2 separate regions of the Homo sapiens genome follow, and region 1 is linked to region 2. Evidence: read pairs that join two places in POLR2A ChIA-PET (ENCODE). Cell type or tissue: endothelial cell of umbilical vein. All regions are shown on one strand. Each heading gives the region's core, and the rest is flanking DNA. Links, peaks and the distances in the headings are about the cores only.

Region 1 (15,751 bases), core at 4,332-6,831, 130 kb before region 2:
TAGATGTGCGCCACCACACTCAGCTAATATTTTTATTTTTTTTTTATATTTATTTATTTTGAGACGGAGTCTTGCTCTGTTGCCCAGGCTGGAGTGCAGTGGCACAATCTCAGCTCACTGCAAACTCCACCTCCCGGGTTCAAGAATTCTCTGCCTCAGTCTCCCGAGTAGCTGGGATTACAGGTGTCCGCCACCATGCCTGGCTAATTTTTTTTGTTGTATTTTTAGTAGAGACAGGGTTTCACCATCTTGGCCAAGCTGGTCTTGAACTGCTGACCTCGTAATCCACCCACCTCGGCCTCTCAAAGTGCTGGGATTACAGGCGTGAGCCACTGCCCTTGGCCATATTTTTATTTTTTGTAGAGACAAAATCTTACTATGTGCCCAGGCTGGTCTCAAACTCCTGGGCTTCCAAAGTGCTGCGATTATAGGCATGAGCCACCGTGCACGGCCAAGGCAATCTTAAGAAGAAAATTGGAGTTCTTCCTTTAACTTTCTTTTTTTTTTTGAGAGAGAGTCTTGCTCTGTCACACAGGCTGATCTGCAGTGGCATGATCTCAGCTCACTGCAACCTCTGCCTCCCGAATTCAAGCAATTCTTTTTTTTTTTTTTTTTTTTTTTGAGACAGAGTTTTGCTCTTGTTGCCCAGGCTGGAGTGCAATGGCGTGATCTTGGCTAACCGCAACCTCCACCTCCTGGGTTCAAGCGATTCTCCAGCCTCAGCCTCCTGAGTAGCTGGGATTACAGGCATGCGCCACCACTCCCAGCTAATTTTGTATTTTTGGTAGAGATGGAGGGGGAGGTTTTCCATGTTGGCCAGGCTGGTCTCAAACTCCTGACCTCGTGATCCACTTGGCCTCCCAAAGTACGGGGATTACAGGCGTGAGCCACCATGCCCGGCCTCAAGCAATTCTTGTGCCTCAGCCTCCCGAGTATCTGTGATTACAGGCATGTGCCACCACGTTCGGCTAATTTTTTTATTTTTTGTAGAGCTGGGGGTTTCACCGTGTTGGCCTGGCTGGTCTCAAACTCCTGGCCTTACATGATCCGCCCACCTCAGCCTCCCAAAGTGCTGGGATTACAGGCGTAAGTGAGCCATCACACACAGCCACTTTCCTTTGACTTTCAACTTTTATTTTATTTTTTGAGACAGAATCCTACTCTGTCACCCAGGCTTGAGGGCAGTAGCATGATCGTGGCTCACTGCAGCCTCTAACTCCTGGGCTCAAGTGATCCTTCCATCTCAGTCTCCCAAGTAGCTGGGACTAAAAGAGAGTGTTTACTTTTTTGTAGAGCCAAGGTCTTGCTATGTTGCCCAGGCTGGAACTTTTTTCTTTTTTTTTTCTTTTTCCTGAGACAGAGTTTCACTCTTGTTGCCTAGGCTGGAGTGCAATGGCGCGATCTCGGCTCACCGCAACCTCCGCCTCCCAAGTTCAAACGATTCTTCTGCCTCAGCCTCCTGAGTAGCTGTGATTAGAGGCATGTGCCACCACGCCCGGCTAATTTTTTATATTTATTAGTAGAGACAGGGTTTCTCCATGTTGGTTAGGCTGGTCTCGAACTCCTGACCTCAAGTGATCCACCCGCCTTGGCCTCCCAAAGTATTGGGATTATGGGCGTGAACCACCGCGCCTGGCCTTTTCTTTTTTTTTTTAGTAACACCTTTTTGTAGATGTGACTTTTTTTTTTTTTTAAGGCGAAGTCTTGCTCTGTCACCCAGGCTGGAGTGCAGTGGCAATGGCGTGAACTTGGCTCACTGCAACCTCTGCCTCCTGTGTTCAAGTGATTCTCCTGCCTCAGCCTCCAGAGTAGCTGGCCTTACAGGGATGCACCACGATGCCCGGCTGTTTTTTTAATTTTTAGTAGGATGGAGTTTCACAATGCTGGCCAGGCTAGTCTCGAACTCCTGGCCTCAAGTGATCTGCCTGCCTTGGCCTCCCAAAGTGTTGGGATTACAGGCATGAGCCAGCGTGCCCGGCCTGTAGACATGACTCTTACCAGTAGCACATACTTATATTTTGTTTTGTGACCTTTTCTGAAAGTTTTATTTCTTGGTGTAAAATACTATTTGTATTTTTTATTCTACTTTCCATCATCTTGTTCTCTGGGGTTTTTAATACCACCTTGTTGCCCACTCCCCACGCCCACTTAAAGAATTGAATAGCAGAACTGGGACTCTGCTTTTAAATTTTGTTAGAATGGAGGACTGACCATACACACACACACACACACACACACACACACACACACACACATATATATATATATATATACACACACACACATATGTATATTCTCTGGTCTTTTGAAGTTATATATCCTGGCTTTTAATTCTACAGGTGGTCTCATATTGATTTTTTTTTTTTTTTTTGAGACACAGTCTCGCTCTGTCACCCACCCAGGCTGGAGTGCAATGGCACCGTCTCAGCTCACTGCAACCTCCGCCTCCCAGGTTCAAACAATGATCCTGCCTCAGCCTCCTGAGTCGCTGGGATTACAGGCATGTACCACCATGCTTGGCTAATTTTTGTATTTTTAGTAGAGACCAGGTTTCACCATGTTGACCAGGCACCAGGCTGGTCTCGAACTCCTGACTTCAAGTGATCCACCTGCTTCGGCCTCCCGAAGTGCTGGGATTATAGGCATGAGCCACCGCGCCCAGTCCTTTTATTTTTTTATTTTTATTTTTATTTTTATTTTTTTTGAGACAGAGTCTCGCTCTGTCACCCAGGCTGGAGTGCAGTGTTGCGATCTCGGCTCACTGCAACCTTTGCCTCCTGGGTTCAAGCGATTCTCCTGCCTCAGCCTCCTCCTGAGTAGCTGGGATTACAGGCACGTGCCACCATGCCTGGCTAATTTTTATATTTTTAGTTGAGATCGGGTTTCACCATGTTGGTCAGGCTGGTCTCAAACTCCTGACCTCGTGATCTGCCCACCTCGGCCTCCTAAAGTTCTGGGATTACAGGCGTGAGCCACCGTGCCCGGCCCTGATTTTTTTTTTTTTAAGAGACAGAGTCTTGCTATGTTGCCCTGGCTGGTCTGAAACTTCTGTACTCAAGCAATCCTCCTACCTCGGCCTCCCAAAGTGCTGGAATTACAGGTGTGAGCCACTGTGCCTGGCCTTATGTTGATGATTTTTAAATGGAATTTACTGTTTTGAGTTGCATTTTTGATCAGGAAGGAGTTGGGCTTTATTTCAGAAGTTTGAGTAGTTTGGTTCGATAGTCTGGGGAACTGATCTCAGACTTTCCAGCCTGAGTGTCCTGACAAGCGGAGACATTTAATTGGGTGGCATCTGCTCTGGATGTCAGGAAGAAGGTCTAGGCAGGCCTGGGTGGCAGGGCGAGAGTACCATGTTTAGGTCTTCCTCTTTGCCAGCTGCTGCTTCATTTCAGTTTAGGGCTTCTAGGCTTTTCCTGGGCATGGTTCCCAGAAAGTCCCTCTGCTGCTACTGCCCTGATCAGGTTTCTGGATCTGTTAATAATAGACAACAGTGGGGGAAGGGGCAGCCAGGATCATGGTGGAAATAGGAATAACCATACCAGATGGACATTTACTGTGCCCAGGGGGCCCTGTCTGTCTGCTCCCTCCCTCTGTTTCATGAGAGTCCTGCAGTGGGCATGCCTTGGCACTCTGGAACCATACTAACCTTGTGAAAGTCTCCAAGTCCCTGCCCCAAAAATCAGAACATATGGGCTGAAGAATACTGTTGTATTCATGGGAACATTGAAACAGAATATTTGAGATCTAGACTCTCCCAGAAAATCCACTATGAGTGATAACACCCCTCACAGATTACCCAAGAGGGAAGGAGGTTGGGCAGCATTAAATTGATGCAAATAGTGACTCAGAAAGATGGTATATAATCTGGGGGTATAGAAGAGGAGTGTGGACTGTGAAGGTGAGGCTTGGAAAAATAAGCTGGCCATGTTGGGGAAGTAGAAATGGGAGAGCAAGACAAGCATGTAAAACAGGGCCTCTATTAAGTCAAATCTGAAATCAGCACAGTTTAAACTACGATGCCCCCCAATCTTCCTGTTCCCCATGAATGGCCTCCCTCCTAATGTGTCCCCTTCCTTCATACTACTACTCTTCTATCAAAACCTGCTCTCAGTAAAGAATATAGACAACCCAACCTAGGTATAAATTATTTAAAATCTACTTTGACCTTAGGATTGAATTTTTAAAAAATTATTTATAATCGGCTGGGTGCAGTGGCTTACGCCTGTAATCCTAGCACTTTGGGAGGCCAAGGCAGGTGGATTGCCTGAGCTCAGGAGCTCAAGACCAGCCTGGGCAACACGGTGAAACCCCGTCTCTACTAAAATACAAAAAAAAGTAGCTGGGGGTGGTGGCATGCACCTGTAATCCCAGCTACTCAGGAGGCTGAGACAGGAGAATTGCTTGAACCCGGGAGGTAGAGGTTGCAGTAAGCCAAGATCACGCCATTGCACTCCAGCCTGGGCAACAGCGAGACTCTTATCTCAAAAAAAAAAAAAAAAAAAAAAAAAAATATATATATATATATATATACACACACACACATATACATATACATATATGTATATTTAAAATCATTAAGCCTTCAAAAGTTAACACAGATATATGATATTTTAAATGAGACCTAAAAAAATAAATTTAAAAACACATATAGAAAATATATCAAGAGAATGTATAGCTTAATAAATTATTAAGTGAAGACCCTTGTTAGCACTTAGAACTAGAAATAGAGTTTAGCTAGCTATGCCAGAAGCCCCCTCTGTGTCCCATCTCACCACAATTCCTCCCCCTCCCAACAGTAACCACTATCCTGACTTTTATAGTAATCACTTAGGAGGATTTTATTTTAATGGGACTAAAAAATGTAGCTATAATCACTAATGGTAAAATATTAGGCAGTTGAGGGATGCTTGTGGAAACCATGATAGGCAGCCAGACGTCAGCACACTTAAAATTACACCATTTCACACAGTTCCCCTCTGAGCCTATGCTTCATCTCTGCACACATCTTTATAAACATGCATGTATGTCCTGAAGGTGCTACCTCCATTCTGAGGGCTATGACTTATAACCCAGAGGTGCTGAACAGATGCTTGTAGGAGGAACGAATGGATGTTTAAAAAAAAATGAGCTGTTTCACACGTTCATCTATGCATTCTTTCAATATTTAATGAGTGCCTAAAATATACATAGATTCTAACCTATCTGTCCCTCTACATTCTATCATCATTCCTGTCCTCCCCTTCTCCTCGTCTTCCTCTTTTCCCATCTTATTTCTTTCTTTTCCTGTGGGACGGAGCTACAGTGAGTGCCCTGCAGGCAGGATTCAGAGATACAGGAGCAGGCCAGTGGAAACAGACACTATGGAAAGGAGCCAGATTAAATAAGGGCAAAAACAGCCGTATTACATGCAGGAACCAGAATGAAAAGCAGTGATTCACAGAGCACTGCAACTGAGGACACTCCCTTCACTTTGAGAGCTACTGCGGGATTGGGGTCAATGAGGGCTGGCATCAAGATGAAGGGCAGCCAGGCTCCTCCCTGGAGATGTGCTGCCCTTAATCCTTCTCTCCCCACCCCACCCCCACTACTCCCTCACATTGACCAGTGTCCTGGGCCTTTAAGAGTTGGATGGGCTGGACTGGAGAGAGCTCACACCTCTCCCCTTCTTACTGCTTCCCTCCGGCTATAACTTGCCAGTCACAGCAGCCAGCTGCTGTAGAAGAGGGGAGGAAACAAGCCAGTGCAAGGGGAGCAAAAGAGAAAAGGAGCCAGGCTGGGCTTCCTGATCCCACAGCATCGCAGAGCTCGGGAGGCACAGCTCACAGACACAGGAAACACAGGACTGCTATTCTGCTCTCCTGCCCACGGTAAGGATCTGGAAGCTCTGACTACCCTCTGCTCTAAGCTCTGTCTTCCCTGAGTCCCTACCTCTGCCCTCTAGATGCTTATCCACCCTGATTAAATTGTACCCTAGACTCCTTTCCTCATCCCAACAGCTCTACAGGGCTCCCACCTCCTGGTTCTCTCTAGCTTATCCTCCTTTATCCTTACAGCTTTCCTCCTGGCTGTGTCAGTCGCCCTTTATATGAGGTACCTCTTAGCTTATGCAGGGCCAGAAGTGCCAACCCTAGCCACTCCTGAGGTGAACTCCACCCCCAATAAGGGAAGAAAAAATTGGAGTAGCTAAGCTTTAGCATAGATTCATTAACAGTTTGTTGAGGGTTGCAAAATAGGGGTTGGCCAAGAACCATGGGGAATCAGAGATCCCTGGTAATAGAGAGAGTTATGAAAGTCCCTTAGAAAGTTCTCTAAAGAACTTGTTCTTTGCCTATTCCATGGGCCAGAGCAGTTTCTTAGTGCACCAGAGTGCTACGTTGGTAAGAAAACCTACTTCTAGTTCTGCCTGTGCCATTAACTAGCTACGGGACCTGGAGCCACAACTTCCAGATCTGTGATACGAGAGAGTTTAGGGTTTCCCAGACTTGCCTGTGTACCAAGTGTACTTGTTAAAAATAAATATATTATTGAGCCCCACCCTGGGTAACTCTGATCTGGTAGATTTTTGGGTAGGGCTAAGGATCTCAATTTCAAGACATTCCAGAGGCTATTGATGTAGCTGGGAATGTCTGGATTAGATGTGTTATAAAAGAACTGGCCGGGCGCGGTGGCTCACACCTGTAATCCCAGCACTTTGGGAGGCCGAGGCGGGTGGATCACGAGGTCAGGAGATTGAGACCATCCTGGCTAACATGGTGAAACCCCGTCTCTACTGAAAATACAAAAAATTAGCCGGGCGAGGTGGGTGGCGGGTGCCTGTAGTCCCAGCTACTCGGGAGGCTGAGGCAGGAGAATAGCGTGAACCCCGGGGGGCGGAGCCTGCAGTGAGCCAAGATCGCACCACTGCACTCCAGCCTGGGCGACAGCGAGACTCTGTCTCAAAAAAAAAAAAAAAAAGAACCTTCAAGCTCCAACATTCTGTGACCTGTGACCAGAGCCAATTTGTCCTCTATATGAACCAGGTTAGGCATAATCCTTCTCAGAAGCAAGGGAGTAGACAAAATGATTCTCTTCTTTCTTGCCCCTCAGAGAGACCTGAGACACCCTGAATCCCACTGTAATCTCCTTGGTGCCATTGGTAACTCTGCCAAAGTCCATCTCTAGGTGACATGAAGTCTCTTAGAAATTGAGGACCAAATTGCGCTCTGCAGCTCTGGGCTACTTCCCATCTCATTTTGTGTCCCTATTTTCGTATCTGTATTAGAGAGGTAATTACCATATCATTGAAGATCTCCATATATGTGTCTATGAGTTAATATTTAAGACCAACCTTTCTTATTATCAGATGTCATCCTCTGTGTTTTTCCCAGTGCCCTCACTCCCAAACCCTTTGTTCCTTCTCTTCTCATTGCACCTGCATCAGCTGTGGGCATCCTTCCCATTCTACCATTAGACACCAGAGGAAACAGCAAGACCTAGAATACCTAGGTTCTAACTCACATTGTCTGGGCAGTTTGTTTGGTCAATCTCCTAGGATACAGAGAAAAGTGAGGCTGAGCAGAGGGACACGCATGCTACTGAGTTCTGAACCCAAGTGTCCTCCCTTCTGGACCACAGTCTCAAAATTCTCAAAGGAGATGAGACTCAGAGCCATTGCGAATTAGTGGAGTCAAAAGAGGGAACCAACTGGAAGAGGTGATGGGGAGAAGGGATGAGGAGAAGGAAGAGAAGAGGAGAGACTGACCTAGGTGAGCAAACAGGAAGACAGAGGATTAAGAGAGAGAGAGAGGTGGGGATGGGGCTGGGCATGATGGCTCACGCCTGTAATCCCAGCACTTTGGGAAGCCCAGGCAGGAGGATTGCTTGAGGCCAGGAGTTTAAAACTAGGGCTACACAGGGAGACCCCATCTCCATACAAAACAAATAATAATTTAAAAAAAATTTTTTTTATAGTGAACTGGGAAGAAAGGAAAAGGACCAGGTCAGGCATGGGATAGGGAAAGGAAAGAAAATGAGATGAAAGAGGCTGGGCATGGTGGCTCACCCCTGTAACCCCAGCACTTAGGGAGGCTGAGGCGGGTGGATCATCTGAGGTCAGGAGTTTGAGACCAGCCTGGCCAACATAGTGAAACCCCGTCTCTACTAAAAATAAAAAAAATTAGCCAGGCGTGGTGGCACACACCTGTAATCCCAGCTACTTGGGAGGCTGAGGCAGGAGAATCACTTGAACCCAGGAGGCGGAGGTTGCAGTGAGCCAACATCATGCCACTGCACTCCAGCCTGGGCGACAGAGTGACACTCCGTCTCAAAAAAAAATAAATAAATAGAAATAAAGAAAATGAGACCAAAGAAAAGCAAGACTATTCAGAGTACAGAGGGAACAGAAAGTGATGGAGAGGAGAGACAAAATACCAATGTCCCTTATTGATTCCTAGCCTTGCTTCAACTGTTTTCTAGAGAAGGCCCTTTCCAAGAGCAGAGTCATTGTGAGATCCTTGAGCTGGTTGTATGGAGACCTGGGTTCTTTTTTTTTTCCTCCTGCCCAAGACAGAGTTTTGCTTTTGTTGCCCAGGCTGCAGTGCAATGGCGCCATCTCGGCTCACTGCAGCCTCCGCCTCCTGGGTTCAAGCAATTCTCCTGCCTCAGCCTCCCAAGTAGCGGAGATTATAGGTGTGCACCACTACTCCCAGCTAATTTTTGTATTTTTAGTAGAGAAGGGGTTTCACCATGTCGGTCAGGCTGGTCTCGAACTCCTGGCCTTACATGATCTGCCCATCTCAGCCCCCCAAAGTGCTGGGATTACAGATGTGAGCTACCGTGCCCGGCCAGAGACCTTGGTTCTAATTCCAGTTCTGTCACTCATTAAATGACTCTGGCACTAATTCTTTTTACTTCACCTAACCTTTCTAGTCCTCGGGCTCCTTTTCTATAAAATGAAGTCCAGCTCTGACCTTCTATGGCTCCCTGATTTGAAACTGGCCCTCTTATGACCACATGTCAGTCATGTGAATACAGATTTAAAATAGTGATTCATGAATGGGAGAAGGATTGGAAGAACAAAGCCAAGCTTTGGGGTTAGAAGAATTGGACAAAGGAGGAAAAAATAATTTTCTAAGGCAGGTTTGAGAGGAGGGAGTCTCCAAAGTAAGGGTGTTCAGGCACTTGGGCTCGGTTCTCAGGCTTCCCATGTTTCAGGACATCATTGTGAGGCTCCTGGACACAGGCGTAAGGGAAGGTAATGCAATCTTCTTGCAGTCCTAAAGTTCACCACATCCTAGAGTCCCTGTGTCCCAGAGGTGGGAGCTAAAATTCAGATAGGAGATAAGCCAGGATGTTGGCAGAAGAGGTTAGACTTCAGCCCCAGGCCAATTCACTCTCCTAGAGTCTGAGGACCTAAGAAATTTTTGTTGTTGTTTTTGAGAGAGTCTCACTCCGTCACCCAGGCTGGAGTGTAATGGTGCAATCTCGGCTCACTGCAACCTCTGCCTCCTGGTTTCAAGTGATTCTCCTGCCTCAGCCTCACGAGTAGCTGGGATTACAGGTGTGCACCACCACAGCCGGCTACTTTTCGTATTTTTAATAGAGACGGGGTTTCACTATGTTGGCGAGGCTTGTCTCAAACTCCTGACCTCAAGTGATCCACCTGCCTCAGCCTCCCAAAGTGCTGGGATTACAGGCGTGAGCCACCACACCCTGCTAGACCTAAGAGAGGTCTGTTGCTTTCTTTTCTTTTCTTTTCTTTTTTTTGAGATGGAGTCTAGCTCTGTCGCCAGGTTAGAGTGCAGTGGTGCGATCTTGGCTCATTGCAACCTCTGCCTCCTGGGTTCAAGCGATTCTCCTGCCTCAGCCTCCCTAGTAGCCACCATGCCCAGCTAATTTTTGTATTTTTAGTAGAGACAGGGTTTCACCATGTTGTCCAGGATGGTCTCGATCTCTTGACTTTGTGATCCACCCGCCTCGGCCTCCCAAAGTGCTGGGATTACAGGCATGAGCCACCGCCTTCGGCCAGGTCTGTTACTTTCTACTTCAGTCTTCACATAGCTTCTGTAAGCCTCAGATTCCAAACTGCATCCCCACTCAGAAAAGCAGAGATGATTTTCTGGCTCTCAGGAAACACTTTGGGTCCCTTCGTCCAACCAGAGGTTTCTTCTGGTCTCCTTCAGGCACACACATTCAGCATAAGCCAGCAAAATCTTTTCTTCCTGAAATTGTTTCCTGACAGACTTCTTCTCAACCTTCCCCTCTCACTCTGGATACCTATACATTACTACCCATTTAGAGAGGCTTCTCTAGGCGGGGCAGAGTGGCTCACGCCTGTAACAGCACTTGGAGAGGCCAAGGTGGGCGGATCACCTGAGATCAGGAGTTGGAGACCAGCCTGGCCAACACGGCAAAACTCCGTCTCTACTCAAAATACAAAAATTAGCCAGGCGTGGTGGCTCACAGCTGTAATCCCAGCTACTCAGGAGGCTGAGGCAGGAGAATTGCTTGAACCTTGGAGGCAGAGGTTGCAGTGAGCTGAGATGGTGCCATTGCACTCCAGCCTGGCGACAGAGCAAGACTCCATCTCAAAAACAAAAAAAAAGAAAGTCTTCTCAAGGTCTTGTATTCAGGGAAGCTGTATTTTCAGTGACCCCCCCACATTCTCCCTGAAGGCTTAGTCACTACTAGGTGACTTTATAGGGTCTTCCCACAAAAGAGACGTAGGGCACTAATAGGCTGTGTGACCTGAGGCAAGTCGCATCACATTTCTAGACTTCTGCTTTTTCATCTGTAAAATATAGGGAGTTGAACTAACTGCATGATGTTTTAATGGAACACTAACTGAATGATTGCTCTACAAATTTTTAAAGTTCTTTTAAGATGTGCACCACTGTCAAAATTTTAAACTTTTAAATTAAGGAACATGGCTGGGTGAGGTGGCTCATGCCTGTAATCCCGGCACTTTGGGAGGTCGAGGCGGGTGGATCACCTGAGGTCAGGTGTTTGAGACCAGCCTGGCCAACATAGTGAAACCCTGTCTCTATTAAAAATACAAAAATTAGCTGGGTGTGGTGATGGGTGCCTGTAATCCCAGCTACTTAGGAGGCTGAGGCAGGACAGTCGCTTGAACCCGGGAGGTAGAGGTTGTAGTGAGCCGAGATTGTGCCATTGCACTCCAGCCTGGGTAATAAGAGCAAAAGTCTGTCTCCAAAAAAAAAAAAAAAAAAAAAGCACATAACATTTTTCAGGTAGAGATACCCTTTAAAAAAAAGAAACTCACAATATACTTCTATTCAAATGTAGGTTCTTTGCTTACACAAAAGCATAGAGCTTTATGTTTTATGAGATTTGTCTGTTTCAGCACGACCTGGTCAAGAATGTTTTTTTGTTTTTGCTTTTTGAGACAGTCTTGCTCTGTCACCCAGGCTGGAGCTCAGTGGTGTAATCTCAGCTTACTGCAGCCTCAACCTCCTGGGCTCAAGTGAGCTTCCCACCTCAGCCTCCCAAGTAGCTGGGACCACAAGTGTACACTACCACACTCGGCTAATTTAAAAAAATTCTTTGTAGAGATGGAGGTCTCAATATGTTGCTCACACTGGTCTCGAACTCCTGGGCCCAAGCAATCCTCCCTCTTCAACCTCTCAAAGTGCTGGCATTACAGCATGAGCCACTGTGCCCAGCCAAGAATTGAGTATTTCTATAGGGGCATAGCTAGAATCAGTGTGGCCACATATCAAATTTTCTAGTCCTTTTCAAGGGAAGTTTGTTGTCAGCTACTAGGACAACTTAACCAGGTCCTATATTTCACAGCATATATCTTTTCTTCTTCTTCTTCTTTTTTTTTTTTTGAGATGGAGTCTTGCTCTCGCTCTGTTGCCCAGGCTGGAGTGCAATGGCGTAATCTCGGCCCACTGCAACCTCTGCCTCCCAGGTTCACACGACTCTCCTGCCTCAGCCTCCTGAGTAGCTGGGATTACAGGTGCACACAACCACACCCGGCTAATTTTTTGTATTTTTAGTAGAGACGGGGTTTCACTATGTTGGCCAGGCTGGTCTTGAACTTCTGACTTCATGGTCCGCCCGCCTTGGCCTCCCAAAGTGCTGGGATTACAGGCTTGAGCCACCGCGCCCAGCCTTTTGTATTTTTTTAGTAGAGACAGGGTTTCACTGTGTTAGCCAGGATGGTCTCAATCTCCTGACCTCGTGATCCACCCACCTCGGCCTCCCAAAGTGCTGGGATTACAGGTGTGAGCCACCGTGCCCAGCCTTTTTCCTCTTTTTATTGAGACAGAGTCTCGCTGTGTCGCCCAGGCTGGAGTGCATGGCACAATCTTGGCTCACTGCCAACCTCTGCCACCCAGGTTCAAGCGATTCTCCTGCCTCAGCCTCCCAAGTAGCTGGGATTACAGGTGCTTGCCACCATGCCCAGCTAATTTTTTTGTATTACTAGTGAGACGGGGTTTTGCCATGTTGGCCAGGCAGGTCTCAAACTCCTGACCTCTGGTGATCCGCCAGCCTCGGCCTCCCAAATTGCTGGGATTACAGGCGTGAGCCACCGCACCCAGCCAACAGCCTATATCTTAAAAGAGGTACCCTTTTTTGGTAGGTAGAGAAAATTTGAAAATGTAGTTCTGAGACTTGTGTAACTTATTTGGTCCATTAAAACTGTGAGAATAACTATAAAGGAAAGGTATAAAATATGCTTTACCATGTGAAGGTAGAAGAAGACAACTAAGTATTGTTAAAGAGAAAAAAGAAAGTCTGGCCGGGTGCAGTGGCTCACGCCTGTAATCCCAGCACTTTGGGAGGCCGAGGTGGGCGGATCACGAGGTCAGGAGATTGAGACCATCCTGGCTAACACAGTGAAAACCTGTCTGTACTAAAAATACAAAAAATTAGCCGGGTGTGGTGGCACATGCCTGTAGTCCCAGCTACTCGGGAGGCCGAGGCAGGAGAATCGCTTGAACTGGGAGTTGCAGTGAGCTGAGATTGCACCACTGCACTCCAGCCTGGGTGACAGAGCGACACTCCGTATCAAAAAAAAGAAAAAGAAAAAGAAAGTCTGCACTAGCCCCTCAGGAGCTGGACAGTCTATGTGGGAGCATAGATAGAGAGGACTCCCAGAATAGGGAAGCTGAAAGGATTCCACCTGGAAATGAGAAGGCTAGGGTGTGAAGAGATTCTAGTTTCTGAAAGGGACATCCAGCAAGATGTTAGTTCCTAATAATGAGAGGGTGGGGAGTGAGCAAAATGTGGCACTAGTAGACTGTGGGTTATTGGGTAGGAAGGGGGTGCTGGGCGGAATCTTTGGTTTACCCTTCTCTGAAGATAGCCATGGGAAATAGCAGAGGCTCTGGGATCAGACATATCTTGGTTTAAATTCTGATCCTTATGTGATTTGAGGCAGGTTTCTAAACCTATCTAAAGTGTCAGAGTCACTAAACTCAAAATTAGAAGCAAAAATCAGCTACAGACTATCTTCAAGATTCACCCAGAGCCCTTTGCTCTTCCTTGCTCCTTTAGGTGATCTGGTGCCAGCTGGTGGAACAGTGGGTGATGGCGTCCCTGCTGCAAGACCGTGAGTGCCGGGGCCCCTGCAGGGGAAGAGGCCTTAGTGTACAGCTCAGGGAAGGGAAGGAGGTTGGACCCCTGTTCCAGAGCTCTCCCTGGGCCTGCTACCCTCTCTGCTGGCTACCTAACCCCTGCTTTTCCTGACCTAGAGCTGACCACTGATCAGGACTTGCTGCTGATGCAGGAAGGCATGCCGATGCGCAAGGTGAGGTCCAAAAGCTGGAAGAAGCTAAGATACTTCAGACTTCAGAATGACGGCATGACAGTCTGGCATGCACGGCAGGCCAGGGGCAGTGCCAAGCCCAGCTGTGAGTGACCTGGATAGTGGGGGGTGGATACATGGGTGGATAGAGGCCTGAGGAGCCCGGCAGGGGAGGGACCAAAGTCCTACGATAGTGTGTGTTTGTGCTGTCCTAATTGTGGCTATATCTGAGCCTGTAAAAGGAGATCATAACAGTACTTGCCTCATAAGGCTGTTATGAGGATTAAATTAGTTATTGTATATAAAAGGCTTAGAAGAGTCCTGGAACATAGTAAGATGTAATAAATCATTGGTTACATCTTGTTGTTATTATAATAAGACCATGATCTTGGGCATCAGCCTGCCTGAATTAAAGCCCTGGCTCTGCCACTTTCTAACTGAGTAGCTGTGGAAAATCAAGTAGTTAAGCTATGGCTGGGCATGGTGGCTCAATGCCTGTAATCCCAGCAATTTGGGAGGTTGAGGCAGGAGAATTTCTTGAGACCAGAAGTTCAAGACCAGCCTGGACAACATAGGGAGATCCTGTCTCTATAAAAAATAAAAATAAAAAATTAGCTGGGTGTGGTGCTGTACGCCTGTGGTCTCAGCTATTTGGGAGGCTAAGATGGGAGGATCACTTGAGTCCAGGAAGTTGAGACTGCAGTGAGCTGTGATCACACCACTGCACTCCGCCTGGGTGAGTGAGACCCTGTCTCTACAAAAATACATATATACATACATACATACATACATACATACATCAAGCTTCAGTTTCCTCATCTGTAAAACAGGGATTAAACAGTACCTGCTTAGTAGGCTACAAGGACTCAATGAGTTAACATGTAAAACACTTAGCATGGGATGTAAAACCAGAATGCATTTAATGAATGTTAGCCATTATTTTATATATATATATATATATATATATATATAGAGAGAGAGAGAGAGAGAGAGAGAGAGAGAGAGAGAGAGAGAGAGAGAGAGAGAGAGATGGAGTCTCGCTCTGTTGCCCAGGCTGGAGTGCAGTGGCGTGATCTCAGCTCACTGCAAGCTCCGCCTTCCGGGTTCACGCCATTCTCTTGCCTCAGCCTTCTGAGTGGCTGGGACTACAGGCACCCGCCACCACGCCCGGCTAATTTTTCGCATTTTTAGTAGAGGCGGGGTTTCACTGTGTTGGCCAGGATGGTCTCCATCTCCTGACCCCGTGATCCGCCTGCCTCGGCCTCCCAAAGTGCTGGGATTACAGGCGTGAGCCACTGCACCCGGCCTATAATAAATATTTTTAAATACAAAAAATGCGGCTGGGTGTGGTGGATCATGCCTGTAATCCCAGCACTTTGGGAGGCCGAGGCAGGCAGATCACTTGAGATCAGGAGTTTGAGACCAGCCTGGCCAACATGGTGAAACCCCATCTCTACTAGAAATACAAAAATTAGCCGGGCTTGGTGGCGCGCACCTGTAGTCCCAGCTACTCGGAAGGCTGAGGCAGGAGAATCGCTTGAACCTGGAAGGCAGAGGTTACAGTGAGCTGAGATTGTGCCATTGCACTCCAGCCTGGGTGACAAGAGCAAAACTTGGTCTCAAAAAACAAAATAAAACAAAAAAAAAATCATAACAGTGTGCACTTATTGGCCAAACTCTTTATGATAACAAGACATAATTTGATCACAGGACACATCTAAGAGAGTCTGTTTTACAGACAAATTGCTCACAATCCATACCGCCCCCAGCTGAGGTAAGAGGGTGAAAGAATTTCTCTGGTTCCCTCGTAGACATCTGGAAAGAGGAAGCCCTCAAACCTGGAATGGGGGCCAGGCGTGGTGGCTCACGCCTGTAATCCCAGCACTTTGGGAGGCCTAGGCGGGTGGATCACGAGGTCAGGAGATTGAGACCATCTGGCTAACACAGTGAAACCCCATCCCTACTAAAAAAATACAGAAAATTAGCCGGGCATGG
Region 2 (15,751 bases), core at 5,007-7,506:
ATCTGTTACAGGTGTGCACCACCATGCCGGGTGTGGTGGCTCATGCCTATAATCCCAGAGCTTTGGGAGGCCAAGGCAGGAGGATCATTTGAGGACAGAGTTTGAGACCAGCCTGGGCAACATAGTGGAACTCTATTGCTATAAAAATAAAATAAAGTAAAAAATTAGCTAGGCATGGTGGTGTATACTGGTAGTCCTAGCTACTCAGGAGACTGAGGTGGGCAGATGGTTTGAGCCCAGGAGTCCTAGGCTGCAGTGAGTTATGACTACACCGCTGCACTCCAGCCTTGGTGACAGAGGGAGACCTTGTCTAAAAAAAAAAAAAGAATTGGCTGGGCACGGTGGCTCACACCTGTAATCCCAGCACTTTGAGAGGCCGAGGTGGGTGGATCACTTGAGGTCAGGAGTTCGAGGCCAGCCTAGTCAACATAGTGAAACCCCATCTCTACTAAAAATACAAAAATTAGCCAGGCGTCGTGGCGGGTGCCTGTAATCCCAGCTACTTGGAAGGCTGAGGCAGGAGAATCACTTGAACCCGGGAGGCAGAGGTTGCAGTGAGCCAAGATTGTACCACTACACTCCAGCGTGGGCAACAGAGTGAGACTCTGTTTCCAAAAAAAAAAAAAATTTCACAAAAGCTCCCAAATAACAAGACGGTTCTGTTTTACAAAAGAACATTGCTTGTCCTCGCTGAAGTTTTGTAGTGGAATAATTGTTGCCTATTCCTTGTATTTTTCTGCCTTCATCACAGCTTATGAAGGGGCAGAGGGGAGATAGATCATTTGGTGCCAGTGAGAATGAGAGTTGTAACTACCTTGCTGCAAACGTTTACTGGGAGCCACTGTGCTTTTTGTGTGCTTTATGCGAATTTTTAAACTTCACCTCCCACAACTTCAGTCGGGGTATGGTACTTCCTTTCTCTTGTCTTTCCCTGAACATTCCAGCTGTGCGGTTTCAGAGTTGCATGTGATTCACTACTGATCAGTGCTCTGATTGTCATGAGTCACCACAAGGCCGTAGCTGCTCATGCAGCCTGGCTGTGAGGAGGACCTAGATTGAGGAATTTAGCTACAGAAATAGGCTTGTTTTCTTCTAAACTTGAACTCTGCCTGCTATAGCTTAGTGTTTATACCCTGTTTGCCCCTTAAGCCCTCCTGTTCCCTAGGGATCCTGTGTAGGAACAAGAAACACATTAGATCATTGCTCCATAAAATGTTAGATTATTCAAAATATCATTTTTCAGGTGAGGTCAATTTATTGGCCCCTAAAGTAAGTTCCTTGCAAGCTGCTGATTGGAGGGTCAGCTGATGGTAGATCCTTTGGACTTAGTAACAGAGAGTAAGTATGAATGTCTTGAGCTATCTTTAAGTAGTATAAATATGTAGTTAATCCTTTATAATTTACATAGTCAGCAATTACTCTTTATAAGTTTAGATTTGTTTAAGTTGGGAGTTTTTGAAATGGGCTTCCAGTAGTAGCCAGTACATAGCCTTCTACATATGTAAATACCTTTTCTCCTGTTGTCTTTCTTTTGATGTTTCTTCCTAAAATACTTCCTGGGAGATGAGCAGTCTGCCTTTTGGATCCTAGAGGCGCACATATACACAAAGTGTGCATTATCACAGTACACTTAGAAATATAAGGGACACTGGGAGAAAGGTCTTCCAGGTGTCATCGTAGGAGGGCAGAGTATATCACAGGGAATGGGCTTGATGACTTTGCTGAAAATTGCCCTTCGAGTATGTGCTGTCGGTAGGGTCTGGGTGCCAGACATTATTTGCCTCTCTGGACTTTGACTTTATGGCAGAACTCACTATGTTAGCTTTTAAAACAAGGTTCTCACTTCCTTCACTTCTTAGATTTTGGGTCTTCAGAAGCTTTTTAAAGTTTGTCACTTGCATTCCTGTAGGGCAGTGGGCAGGATGCGGGAAAAGATGACCTGTGGCAGTGATTGGGGGTCTGGGACCCAAGCTGCCTGAATGCTTTAGTTAGGCCTCTGCCTCCCAACCATTTGAGGTTTTGATCTCATCAGGAATCTCTATAAGGAGAAGGAAGGAAGTTGTTTTTAGCAACCATCATTTCCCTGTCTTAACGTGACACTACTTCTGAACCTCAAACACTGAAACTAGGTTGGAGCATTTGTATGTGATACTGTCGTGAGTGATACTGTTTACTTGGCATTCTTGAAGTTACTCTCTGCAGAGTATCTGATGCAACAAATTTGTCTTTGCTTGGTAATTCCTAACACAGCCATCTTATCCAACCTTGGATATCTCTTACTAACTTTGGAGCTATTTCCCAGAAAGAGAGTTACAGAAACATCCTCTCACCTGCTTGGCCCTTGAGTCCAGACATATTTCTTTAGGAAGACAGTGGCCCTTATCCAACTTGCTATACTACACATCATGGGGACTGTATTAGTTCGTTCTCGTACTGCTATAAAGAAATACCTGAGACTGGGTGATTTATAAAGAAAAGAGGTTTAATTGGCTCATGGTTCTGCAGGCTGTATGGGTAGCATGGCTGCGGAGGCCTCAGGAAACATTCAGTTGTGGCGGAAGGGGAAGCAGGCACGTCTTCACATGGCCAGAGCAGGAGAGAGAGAAAGCAGGGTGGTGCTACACACTTTTAAACAACCAGATCTCATGAGAACTCACTATCATGAGAACAGCAAGGGGGAAATCCGCCTCCATGATCCAGTCACCTCCTCCAACATTGGGGATTACAACTCAACATGAGATTTGGTGGGGACACAAATGCAAACCATATAGGGACTATGAGAGGAGACAAGAAGTGGGAAATGACCATTGCAGAGATATGAGATCTGGAATACCTTAGAGAGAAGAGAATCCACTCTACTCTAGTACCTGCCCAGGTGTGTTGTTTAACACTTTGTCTGGGAGCAGGCCACCTGCAGCTTCTGAGGAGGGTAGGCATGTATCCTTGTCCTCCCTCTTCCTCTTTTGGATTAAAAGCCAAGCCAGCTGGGTGTTGGGCTATTTGTGTTCATGTGCTTGGCACTGAGGGTTCATGTGGTGGGATGTAGCAAGGCAAACATTGAGCAATGTGTGTGCAAAAGGAAGTGTTGTGCAGTGAGTGCCTGTGGCTACAAGGGAGAGTGGGATTGGCTGTGGTGTTGATGAGAAGTCAGTGATGTGCTTTTAGGGACTTTCCACAAAGGGCCTTGGTATAAACATGGAGGAGTGTTTCCAACCTGGCTTTTGTCTGGTACCTAAAGATTAAAGATAATGGAGGGGATGGAGTCTAAATATGTGTTTCATTCTGTTTAATAGGCATTGTAGACTCAGACAGATTTGAGTTTTAATCTAGGCACTGCTACTTATTGGTTATTTAATTATAGGAAAGTTACTTAACTTTTCTGAGTCTTGGATTCATCATCAGTAAACTGAATGTAAGGTTTTTTTTAGGATTAAATGAGATAATATGGATAAAATGCCTAGCATGGTACCAGACATTCATTAGGTGCCCAAACTAGTATTCAAGTTTGTTTCCCCTTCATTTACTGTGCTTTTCCAGTTTGTTTACTCAACAGAATATTGAGCACTTCCTGTGTATCAGTCACTGTGTTGGGGACATCAGCTGGAGGAGAATGTGCTCCTTGCTCCTAGTGTGATGAGTTAGTTCATTGTTGAAGCTAATGTTCTGTGAGCAGTGATGGTGGCATGCGCAGAGGTGAGGCATCCTGTTCAAACTCAGGAGTCAGGGAAGACTGCCTAGGTCATGTTGCAGCTGATTTTTTAAGTTGGGTGAAGAAGAAGAAAGGGCTCCAGGAACAGCACTTGTAAGGGAATGAAGAGCTGAGCTAGCATGATGCACGTGGGAATCAATAGTGGGGCTGTTTTTCAGGGGGACCAGCCTGAGTTTTCATTTCCCTAGGCATTCTCCTACCACTTTGGTATGTCTGTTGTGTTGCATTGGTGGGGAAAATGTGGCTTCCCGAAAGAGGATTAAGTGACGGGATTATGAATTATTTTGAGTGTACTTAATACACATGCATGCGTGCTTGTAGTCTCGTAAAGTGAATGGCAGGATTTGACTTTTCCCTTTGTCTCTATGCTTCTCTACCACAAACACACGCTGTAATTGTTCCAAGCACGGTATTTCCATAGTTTGGATTTGTGTGGTGGTCCATTTTCTGTAACCTCATTTTGAGGTGACTGGCCTCAAAATCCAGTTTTAGCATTTATGCTGTTTTTAGCTCATTATCATTTTGAATATTGGCAGTGCTGCATTGTGATTTTTTGTACTCCCCTTGAGAAAGAGTCCATGTAGGTCAGCCTTTGCAGGTAAAGAGGGCGATATCCCATGGCTTCTGCAGTGTTTGTTGGTGGTATTCATTCGTGGCTGTAGACAGGAATCTTAGTTCTTCCTTGGCCATTACACTGTTAATCAGAATACAAGGTACTCTCCCCATTTTTGCATTTTAAATATAACTTAAGCGAAAAAACCATCTCTCCTAGGGCTGGGTTCAGTGGCTCAGGCTTGTAATCCCAGTTTATTGGGAGGCTGAGAGAGGAGGATCGCTTGAGGCCAGGAGTCGAGACCAGCCTGGGCAGCATAGTGAGATACCGCCACTCCCTATCTTAATAAAAAAATTTAAAAAAATCAACTGTGTGTGGTGATGCATGCCTGTGGTCCCAGCTATTTGGGAGGCTGAAGGGGGAGGATCATTTGAGTCCAGGAGTCTGAGGCTGCAGTGAGCCATGTTTGTGCCACTGCATTCCAGTTTGGGTGACAGAGCAAGACCCTCAAAACAAAACAAAACCTCTCTGCAAATTCCTTCCCTCTAGCTACTCTGAAAACACACTTGATGAGAATGTCAGGATTCCATTCAGAATTATCCCAGACAAATGACTCCTTTTTTTTTTTTTGAGACAGAGTCTCACTCTGTCACCCAGGCTGGAGTGCGATGGCGCGATCTCGGCTCACTGCAACCTCCGCCTCCCGAGGTCAAGCGATTCTCCTGCCTCAGGCTCCCAAGTAGCTGGGATTACAGGCACCCTCCTCCGTGCATGGCTAATTTTTGTATTTTTAGTAGAGAGCGTTTCACCATGCTGGCCAGGCTGGTCTTGAACTCCTGACCTCGTGATCCACCTGCCTTGGCCTCCCAAAGTGCTGGGATTACAGATGTAGCCACCGTGCCCAGCCTTTTTTTTTTTTTTTTTTTTTTTGTGAGACAGGGTCTCACTCTGTCACCCAGGCTGGAGAGCAGTGGTGCTATCTTGGTTTGCTGCAACTTCCACCTTCCATGCTCAAGCGTTTTTCATACCTCAGCTTCCCAGGTAGCTGGGACCACAGGCATGCGCCACCATACCTGGCTGATTTTTGTATTTTTTGTAGAGACGGGGTTTTGCGATGTTGCCCAGTATGGTCTCAAACTCCTGAGCTCAAGTGATCTGCCTGCCTCAGCCTCCTAAAGTGCTGGGATTACAGGTGTGAGCCATTGCACCTGGCCACGAATGACTTTTTACAGTTTTTGTTATTTCCCCCAGATGCTGCCATGAAAGCAGGCCCACCTTTCCTTACTGGAGAATATTTTGTGAATTTGATTTAGAAAGTAAGTGACCATGCTGAACAGTTTGAGACCCAGAAGGCTGGCTTACAGGTTTTGTATTAAAGGAAACACTGATTGAGAAGATGCAAAAGAGACAGGCTCTTCCTCCCTGAGATCAGCCCAAACTTAAGCCTGGGCTTTGGAGTAAAGAAAGCTTCTGTCCTCTTCTTACTCCCTGAACTCTCCTGTCCCAGTATGGCTGCTGGAAATAAAGTCACTTTAAGTAAAAATAATGCTGGTGTTTAGTTCAATTTCCTTTCTTCTTTTTCCCACCAACACACAGGATGGAATTTAAATCTGTATAGTTAGCAGAGATGAAATTGCTGTCTCAGCTCCAGAATAAACTCCGGGATCAGCAAGGGAATTCTCTTCTCCTGTCTGAACTTGTCCTATTTAACCATGAAAAGCAGACTAAATCAGAGGCAGCTGAGTTGATTTAGGGAGCAGTAGATGTAAAATGAGTTTTTCAGATCGTCTTTTTTTTTTTTTTTTCTGAGATGGGGTCTCACTCTGTTGCCCATGCTGGAGTACAGTGACACCAGCTCAGCTCACTGCAACCTCTGCCTCCCAGGCTCAAGCGATCCTCCCACCTCAGCCTCCCCAGTAGCTGGGACTTCAGGTGCACGCCACAATGCCTAGCTAATTTTTGGTAGTGACGGGGTTTTGCCATGTTGGGCAGGTTGGTCTTGAACTCCTGGGCTCAAGCTGGGATTACAGGTGTGAGCTGCCTCACCTGGACTCAAATAATCTTTAATCTTTCAGAATTGATTTATGAGAAGGAAGATACTGAGTCCTCTCTCTCACTTCAGATTTGCTTTATTCCTAGCCACACTGGTTTTGGGTGAGGGAAGGTAGCCCCTCATGGAAAGTTGTGGGCGGTGAGACAGAAAGATGTATTTTTTGTTGGAGAGAGAGGAAAGCTTTCTGAGTGACAGAGTGGGGACTCATAAGCAGCTTCACAGTGGTGGTGGCACCTCAGTGTTTTAGTCCGTAATGAAGCCAGCTTTGATCCTATGAGGGCAGTAGGAAGATCATTGAAAACTCCCTGGAAATCTGGTGTTCTTCTCCCAGTGCCCCAAATGACGACCAAGACTGGTTGCCCAAAAATGCTGAAGTGGGACTGTACTGCTTACCTGAGGACCACTGTAGCATGGTGTCCGTTCTCCTGGCACTGTAACATTTCCTATCATTTCTCTCCACTTCAGACTGACAGACTTCAAGGATGCAGCTGCTACTACCGGAGGTGTGTGGCACCTTACCTCAGCAAGGCCATGAGACCGTGTGGCCATGATGTGGGCCCCTCATGGCCTCAGCAGGAACACAGCACTATAGTATTGGCCTCCGCCAGAAAAACAGCTTCAAGCAGAGTGGTCCCTCAGGCACAGTACCTGCCACGCCACCTGAGAAACCCTCGGAGGGCAGAGTCTGGCCTCAGGCCCATCAGCAAGTGAAGCCAATCTGGAAGCTGGAAAAGAAGCAAGTGGAGACACTGTCAGCAGGGTTGGGCCCAGGCCTCTTGGGCGTCCCACCCCAGCCAGCATATTTCTTTTGCCCCAGCACTTTATGTAGCTCTGGGACCACGGCTGTCATTGCAGGCCACAGCAGTTCCTGTTACCTACACTCTCTCCCGGACTTGTTCAACAGCACCCTGCTATACCGCCGCTCCAGCTATAGGCAAAAACCGTACCAGCAACTGGAGTCTTTCTGCTTGCGTTCGAGCCCGTCAGAAAAAAGCCCTTTTTCTCTCCCTCAAAAGAGCCTCCCTGTCAGTCTCACTGCCAACAAGGCCACTTCTTCCATGGTCTTCTCCATGGCCCAGCCCATGGCCTCCTCATCCACAGAACCATACCTCTGCTTGGCAGCGGCTGGGGAAAACCCTTCAGGGAAGAGCCTGGCCTCTGCCATCTCAGGGAAGATCCCATCTCCACTCTCTTCCTCCTATAAGCCCATGCTGAATAATAATTCCTTCATGTGGCCAAATAGCACGCCAGTGCCTTTATTGCAGACCACACAGGGCCTGAAGCCAGTATCGCCACCCAAGATCCAGCCTGTCTCCTGGCATCATTCAGGGGGTACTGGAGACTGTGCACCGCAGCCTGTTGACCATAAGGTGCCCAAAAGCATTGGCACTGTCCCAGCTGATGCCAGTGCCCATATCGCCTTGTCTACCGCTAGCTCCCACGACACATCCACCACCAGTGTTGCCTCTTCCTGGTATAACCGGAATAACTTAGCCATGAGGGCAGAGCCACTTTCCTGTGCTCTGGATGACAGCTCTGATTCCCAGGATCCAACTAAGGAGATTCGGTTCACTGAGGCCGTGAGGAAATTGACCGCAAGAGGCTTTGAGAAGATGCCGAGGCAAGGCTGCCAGCTTGAACAGTCTAGTTTCCTGAACCCCAGCTTCCAGTGGAATGTCCTCAACAGGAGCAGGCGGTGGAAACCTCCTGCGGTAAATCAGCAGTTTCCTCAGGAGGATGCTGGATCGGTCAGGCGGGTCCTCCCTGGTGCCTCAGATACCTTGGGGTTGGACAATACAGTCTTCTGTACCAAGCGTATCAGCATTCACCTCCTTGCCTCACATGCCAGTGGGCTCAATCACAACCCTGCCTGTGAATCTGTAATTGACTCCTCAGCATTTGGAGAAGGCAAAGCTCCAGGTCCCCCTTTTCCTCAAACTCTTGGCATAGCCAACGTGGCCACCCGCCTCTCTTCCATCCAGCTGGGCCAGTCTGAGAAGGAGAGACCTGAGGAGGCCAGGGAGCTGGACTCATCTGATAGGGATATTAGGTATGTTGGCAATGTTTTTGGTTCATTTAGAGCAGTAGAATGTATATACCATAATTTGGGGTGGCACCGACCCTGTACCTCTGAAGGTTGGTTTTATTTTTTAGCTGCCCTAGAATTTTTGGTTTTCACTTCAGGGCAAGGGTTGGGAAACTATAGCTTGCAGACCAAATCTTGCTTGTTGCCTGCTTTTGTAAATAAAGTTTTGTTGGAATGCAGCCTTGTCCATTCATTTGCAGTTGTCTGTGGCTGCTTTCTTGTTACGATGGTAGAGCTGAGTAGTTGTGATAAACCGACTGGCCTGCAAACAAAAATATTTACTCTCTGGTCCTTTAGAGAAAGAGTTCGCCAACCCCTATTTTAAGTAAAAACCAGGAGAGAAATAAGAATTGTGAGCACCAAATGTTGAAGCCTGTGACTTTCCTACTTTTTCCAAACCAAATGAGGTTCTCAGTCATTCTTGGCATGACAGCCATTTATAGTTAGGGCACACACATAGTTGGCTCCTTCTGTTGTGTTTTGTTATTTTCCTGGGAACTTGGTCCACTAAGGCCTTTTTCTGAGTTCCCAGAGAGTGGCCTAGGGACATTTCAAGTCAATTACCAGATATCCATTGATGGTTTTTTAGATGTAGAATGTTGTACTTATATGCTATGAGGGACACCAAAGAAAATGGAAAACATAGTGCCTCTTTGCAGAATGGGAGATGTAAGGTTGAGGAGCTATGCCTAGACCTAAGCTTTGAAGACAAAAGAAATGAGTTGTGAGGTCCAGGCAAGAAGTAGCAGATTGGTAATGGAGAAGGGGCAAATACTGGGAGATGATGAAGGAATGAGAATCTAACTGTGACCTCTTTGATGGAGTTGACTAGGCTGGGGGCATGATTCTTTCTTTTAGTTCAGCTACTGACCTCCAGCCAGATCAGGCTGAGACTGAAGATACAGAAGAAGAACTAGTAGATGGTTTGGAAGACTGTTGTAGCCGTGATGAGAATGAAGAGGAGGAGGGTGAGTAGGAAACCCTTTCACTTCCAACTAGGAGTTGGTTATGACCTGTTGGGCAGGGGGCTGACAATTGTGTACTAGGTCCTTGACTCACATTACCTACATCAGTCATTTGCTTTGGGGGTCTTAAGTGGGGGTAGTGCCTTCTAGAGGACTTGGGTCTCTAGTCCTCCTGTCCCACTGGTCTTACCTTCCCGCTGCTTCTGTTGAGGAAGGCAGTGCAAAGCAGCGGGGTGGTGCTTGTGGCTCCCCAAGAAGGGTTGAGCCCAGGATATTCAAGGAAGAGTTGCCTAGGCTTGGTAAGTTTGTGCTGCAGCCTCTTCTAGTCAGAATTTCTCTGTTCTTCCTTCCTCTAGGAGACTCAGAGTGCTCCTCATTAAGTGCTGTCTCCCCCAGCGAATCGGTGGCCATGATCTCTAGGTAAGTGTGGCTGTATAGATCATTGTTACATGCTCATCTTTTGTCTCTTAAAGATTATAAAGAGATAAACCACTCAAGTCATTAATGGCCTGGAGAACTCTAATGCATTTTTACCAAATTTTTATGTTTGCGACTTTAGTTTTTGAACAGGGAGTAATGGGGGGCCAGAAGCACATCTCATCTGTGGGGCTTAAAAACAGTATCATGGGCCAGGCGCAGTGGCTCACACCTGTAACCCCAGCACTTTGGAAGCTGAGGCAGGCGGATCTCCTGAGGTCAGGAGTTCGAGACTAGCCAAGCCAACATGGCAAAACCCTGTCTCTACTAAAAATATAAAAATTAGCAAGGTATGGTGGTGCACACCTGTAATCCCAGCTGCTCGGGAGGCTGAGGCACGAGAATCACTTGAACCTGGGAAGTGGAGGTTGCAGTGAGCTGAGATCGCGCTGCTGCACTCCAGCCTGGGTGATGGAGCAAGACTTTGTCTCAAAAACAAAACAACAACAACAACAACAGTATAATGGGCTGGGCGCAGTGGCTTATGCCTGTAATCCTAACACTTTGGGAGACTAAGATGGGTGGATCACTTGAGGCCAGGAGTTAGAGACCAGGCTGGCTAACGTGGTGAAACCCCATCTCTACTAAAAATGGAAACAATTAGCTGGGTATGGTGGCACACACCTGTAATCGTTGGCCTCCCAAAGTGCTCGGATTATAGGGCTGAGCCACTGCACCTGGCCCTAACTTTTAATTAAAACCTGTATATCACTGGGCTTGACCAATATATGGAGCACCCAGAGTCGGGTTGTTTTTCTTTGCATCAACCCTGCCTTAGATGAAGCTAAGAAGAAAGTGAGCCTTCTCTGCCTCGTTTAGCATGGACAAGACAGGCTGCATCTCTGTGAAATGTTATGGTGTGGCAGCAGCACACCAATTTTAGAGCCCCTAACCTGCAAGGTGGAGACAGAGCTGTTTGGAAAGTGGGAGCGAGAACTGGGATTCTCTGTGAAGGTGGATAGAAATCCCATCACGGGCACCCTGAGTCTGATGCATAAATTGTCACTTTCAGCCCAACCCATCCTCCTTCCAGAAAAGCAGAACTACTTCAGGTTATATATATTGGATATTGATTAAGTACCTCCACTCTTCATAGGAGAAAGATATTTGACATGTAATTGATTTGGAGTCCTACCTTTTTTACACTTAAGGGCCTACTTCAGGACTGCTACACAACCCTTTAGCCTTCCTGATATATAAGATAAAATTCACAAAAGGTGTTTGTTAATCATTTGCTCATTAATTAATTAACTTCTACAAATTGCACATAACTTTTTCTCTATATGAGGCTTAAACATAATTTTCAAGAAAATGGAAATATATATTTTTATTTTTTAGAGTCAGAGTCTTGCTCTGTTGCCCAGGCTAGAGTGCAGTGGATCCATCATAGCTTACTGTAACCTCGAACTCCTGGGCTCAAGCAATACTCCTGCCTCAGCCTCCTGAGCAGCTGGGACTACAGGACCACCCACCACACCCAGCTAATTAAAAAAAATTTTTTTTGTAGAGTTGTGGGGGAAGGTCTCATTATATTACCCAGGCTTGTCTTGAACTCTGGCCTCAAGTAATCCTCTTGCTTTAGCCTCCCAAAGCACTGAGATTAGTGGTCTGAGCCATTGCACCTGACCAAAAATGGAGATAGATGAATTCCAAACCACTTTGCATTTTAAAGATGAGTAAAATACTTTTGGATTGCTAAAATCTTATTTTTTCTCTATTATGAAACATTTGTATATTATGGAAAATTTGGCAACCACTGAAAAACAGAAAAATCATTGGAAACACTACCTGTTTCTTTACACAGCAGTACTTTCATTGCATTTCCTGTTGTTGTGCTCTAAGAATCATGTAATTTTAGAGATGGAAGCCATCAAGTCCAGTGTAAATATTGAGGACCAGAGAAGTGAAGCAGCTGTTCCAAGGTCATAGTTTCTAGCATGGCTAGACTAGAAGCCAGGTCTCTTGAGGAGAAGTTCAGGATTCTTGTGAGACAACTCACAAGGGTTTTTTGTTTGTTTTTTAAATTAAGCTTGTGATATTGAGATAATTATAGATTTCACATGCAGTTGTAAGAAAGAATGCAGAGAGGTCCCCTGTACTGTCTACTCAGTTTCCCCCATTGGGTAACATCTTGCAGAAGTACAATATAGTACACTTGGGATGTTGTTAACATTGTTAGAGTCAAGATATAGAACATCTTGCCGGGTGCAGTAGCTCACGCCTGTAACCCCAGCACTTTGGGAGGCTGAGGCAGGTAGATGAGTTGAAGTCAGGAGTTTGAGACCAGCCTGGCCAACATGGTGAAACCCCATGTTTTACTAAAATACAACATATTTTACTAAAAATACAAAAATTAGCTGGGCGTGATGGTGGGCGCCTATAATCCCAGCTACTCGGGAGGCTGAGGCAGGAGAATCACATGAACCTGGGAGGCAGAGGTTGCAGTGAGCCGGTATCGTGCCACTGCACCCCAGCCTGGGTGACAAGAGCAAGACTCTGTCTCAAAAAAAAAAACAAGATACAGAACGTTGTCATCACTGTAGGAATTCCTCCTCCTCCTACCCTTACTCTCCCATCCCCTCCTTAACCCCCTGGCAACCACTAGTTCTCCTTTTTGTCATTTCAAGAATGTTACACAGATAGAATCACAGCAGTATGTCACCTTTTGACATTGACGTTTTTTCATTCAGCATATTCTTTGGAGACTGACCGGGGTTGTTGCATGTATTAATAGTTCTCATTCTTTTTTATTGCTGGATAGTGTTCTGTGGTATGGATGTACCACAGTTTGTTTAACCGTACACCTGTTGAAGGATATTTGGGTTGTTTTCAGGTTTTGGCTGTTATGAATAAAGCTGCTATAAATAATCATGTACATATTTTTCTGTCAATGGAAGTCTTCATCTCTCTGGGATAAATGCCCAGGAGTGCAATTGCTAGGTTGTATGGTGGTTACATGTTTAGTTTTTTTAAGAAACTGCCAAAATTGTTTTCCAGAGTGGCTGTACCATTTTACGTTTCTATCTTTTTTGTTTTGTTTTGTTTTTGTTTTTTTGAGATGGAGTTTTGCTCTTGTTACCCAGGCCGGAGTGCAATGGCGTGATCTTGGCTCATTGCAACTTCTGCCTCCTGGGTTCAAGCAATTCTCCTGACTCAGCCTCCCGAGTAGCTGGGACTACAGGCATGCGCCACCATGCCTGGCTAATTTTGTATTTTTAGTAGAGACGGGGTTTCCCCATGTTGGTCAGGCTGGTCTCCAACTCCCAACCTCGGGTGATCCGCCTGCCTCAGCCTCCCAAAGTGCTGGGATTACAGGCATGAGCCACTGCACCCGGCCTCTATCTTTGTTTTTAAATTTTAACTCATTCTTATTGACTTTCAACAATCTTAAATTCTCATACTCAGTAAACCAAAAGCCTTTGAAGAAAAAGTTTGAAAATGAGGAATAGAGTTGAATTAATTAGAATTTTTCATTGGGAATTAGTATTTAACTTGATTCCATAAAATTCATTAAAAATCTTTAAGAGTTAAAACACTGAAGTGTTTCACATACAGTGCCTATTTCTGTTGTGCTGAAAATAATAACAGGTAAAGTGACTTTTTTAAACTAAAAATTAATGTTATAATAATATTCGTGGATTATATTATCTAAGTTGTAAAGAGTAATAGCTATTTTCTCCATTTTTCAGTGCTAGTTAAAGGAATGATCTTGGTCTCTCAGCTTGTACCTGACAGGTAGTTGATATGTTTGCTATGTTGACACCCCTTGAGACAGCCTTGGCCAAGCCCTTGTTGGATTAACAGTAGGGACCCCCATGGCCCACTGTCCCACATCAGCCACATCTCTTCATCACATCCATATCTGTGTTCCCATACTGTTACATAAAATTACAGTGTCACAAATCACTTCCAAAATGGAGAAAAGCACTAATGGTTCATGAATCTTTAGATGAACCTAAATATAAAATGAACTGGAAGTATCACTGTTTCTTTTCTTTCTATTGCTTTTTCCCCTTTTTTTATTTAAAAGTCTCTACACCTCAGATCTTGTTTGGTTTTCCTCCTTCGTAATTTTTACATCATTCTTTTCTCTCATTTATTTCTTTGTCTTAGCATAGCACGTTCTGCTACTGGTATCCACCCACATTCATTTCCCCTCTCAGAACTACTCCTGTCAGGGACTTTCCCAGCCAATGTCTTGTCACGGGAAATTTTGGAGCTGTATTGCAGAATGAAGTGTTGGAAAACCTTGTCTTTAGGTGACATTTAATGGTGTGGTTGTATGTAGGTTAGCCTAGTACCTTATGGATTAATATGTACAAAATAATTATTAATTATTGAGCACCTGGCTTTTTAGAATCACAAGTTAAAAGACAGCACTTGGAAATAAATCGTACGTCGTAGTAACGACGCTTCAGGGCTGTTGCTTTTTCCCTTTCTCTACTCCATGTTTGTTTTTCGTCTTAGAAGCTGTATGGAAATTCTGACCAAACCCCTTTCCAATCATGAGAAAGTTGTCCGACCAGCCCTCATCTACAGTCTCTTTCCCAACGTTCCCCCTACCATCTATTTTGGCACTCGGGATGAGAGAGGTAAACCTGGCCAAGTGTCAAAGCCCAGAAGAGCCCCCGGGGAGAAGGTTGCTAGCTAAGTTGGGAGGAGGTGGCAGTAGGTAGGAGAGGGTTTCCAGAATGGCTGTTGTGGCAGTTGTCACACTGTGCTCAGTTCCCCATGTGGTCGTAGGTCTGATGCAACCTTTTTCTTGTCTGTCCTTTAGCTGACCCTTTTCAGCCTTGCCATGTCATGCTGAGTTCATGCTCTTCAACCTTGTTGCTTTTCCCTTTCAGTCTTCCCTTTCTTTGTTCCTCATTCCTGCACAGCCCCTCTTCTTTCCCAAAGTGTGCTCCTCTGAAACCCTGATCTGGAGCAATAGTTAGTGACTTGCCTGCCCAGGGAAGAATGGGCAGCCATGCCATCTTTTTTGTCTTCTCATCATGACTCTCTGCTCCTCTCCATCCCCCATCCCCACACCCCTTGCATTCTTCCCAGTGGAGAAACTTCCCTGGGAACAGAGGAAGTTGCTCCGATGGAAGATGAGCACAGTGACCCCCAACATTGTCAAGCAGACCATTGGACGGTCCCACTTCAAAATCAGCAAAAGTGAGTTGCTTGCCTTACTGTGAGCCTGTCCTTTTGCCCCAAATAGATGGGCTTTGCATAGGGGGAGAGCTCTAGACACCTCGTGCCTATGTCGGGGCAGCTGGGGCCCTCTCCTGAAATCCAACCTCATAGGAGGGTGTAGCTCTGAAATCCTGGACTGAGCCTGTTGTTCAGAATTGAGAGACAGAGGGCCATTGTTCTGTCCCTGGCCCCAGGGCCTCATGTAGGACAGCTCCATAGCAACTCTTTGAAAACCAAGTCTGGGAGCTCTGCCCAGTTCTGGGGCCTCTGGGCCTCTCTCTGTCCCTGGACTGAGCTGTTAGCAAGGCTGATTCCTGATGTACCTCCCATAGGAAACGATGACTGGCTGGGCTGCTGGGGTCACCACATGAAGTCTCCTAGTTTCCGATCCATTCGAGAGCATCAGAAGGTAGGGGTCCTTTCTGAGGAGCTGTTTCCCTGGACTTTGGACTAGGCCAAGAGGAGGGGGATGATGTGAGTAGGGGGTAGGGGGCGGGAAGAGGATGATGACCATGGAGAAGTCAGGAAGGTGTACAGAGGAGAAAGTACAGGACGGGGGTACAGTGAGAGACTCCAGTGGATCACGTACATCTCCAGTTCAGCTGCAGTATCTTGGAGTTTCTTGCCTATGTAGGGGGCAGCTGAGTCCCTCTCCTGAACTCCAACCTCATAGGAGGGTGTAACTCTGAAATCCTGCAGTTGCAGCTTCTCCAAGATGCTTTTTCCT

Evidence for each region. Peaks named below come from ENCODE experiments on the same cell type or tissue, not always from the same donor. Only the 100,000 strongest peaks of a DNase experiment are listed, where the experiment ranks them.
Region 1: POLR2A ChIA-PET joins it to region 2 with 7 read pairs; 2 of 35 experiments call an interaction of 5 or more read pairs at or near these places.

The regions. Positions count from the first base shown.
Region 1 is chr2:218,602,201-218,617,951 of GRCh38, forward strand. PLCD4 (phospholipase C delta 4) reads left to right here and starts at 5,699. Exons shown (of 16, transcript NM_032726.4): 1 at 5,699-5,870; 2 at 13,507-13,561; 3 at 13,704-13,862. The coding sequence starts at 13,540. In endothelial cell of umbilical vein, for the core only: no CTCF peak of the experiment used is centred there; a DNase peak (open chromatin) is centred at 5,411; H3K4me3 peaks cover 323 bases.
Region 2 is chr2:218,730,799-218,746,549 of GRCh38, forward strand. It overlaps TTLL4 (tubulin tyrosine ligase like 4), which reads left to right. Exons shown (of 20, transcript NM_014640.5): 3 at 6,781-8,365; 4 at 9,260-9,369; 5 at 9,723-9,786; 6 at 14,311-14,435; 7 at 14,893-15,003; 8 at 15,357-15,433. The coding sequence starts at 6,879. Among named protein-coding and RNA genes, the nearest start is that of TTLL4, 28 kb to the left of the region's middle. RefSeq lists an enhancer at 14,017-15,216. In endothelial cell of umbilical vein, for the core only: no CTCF peak of the experiment used is centred there; no DNase peak of the experiment used is centred there.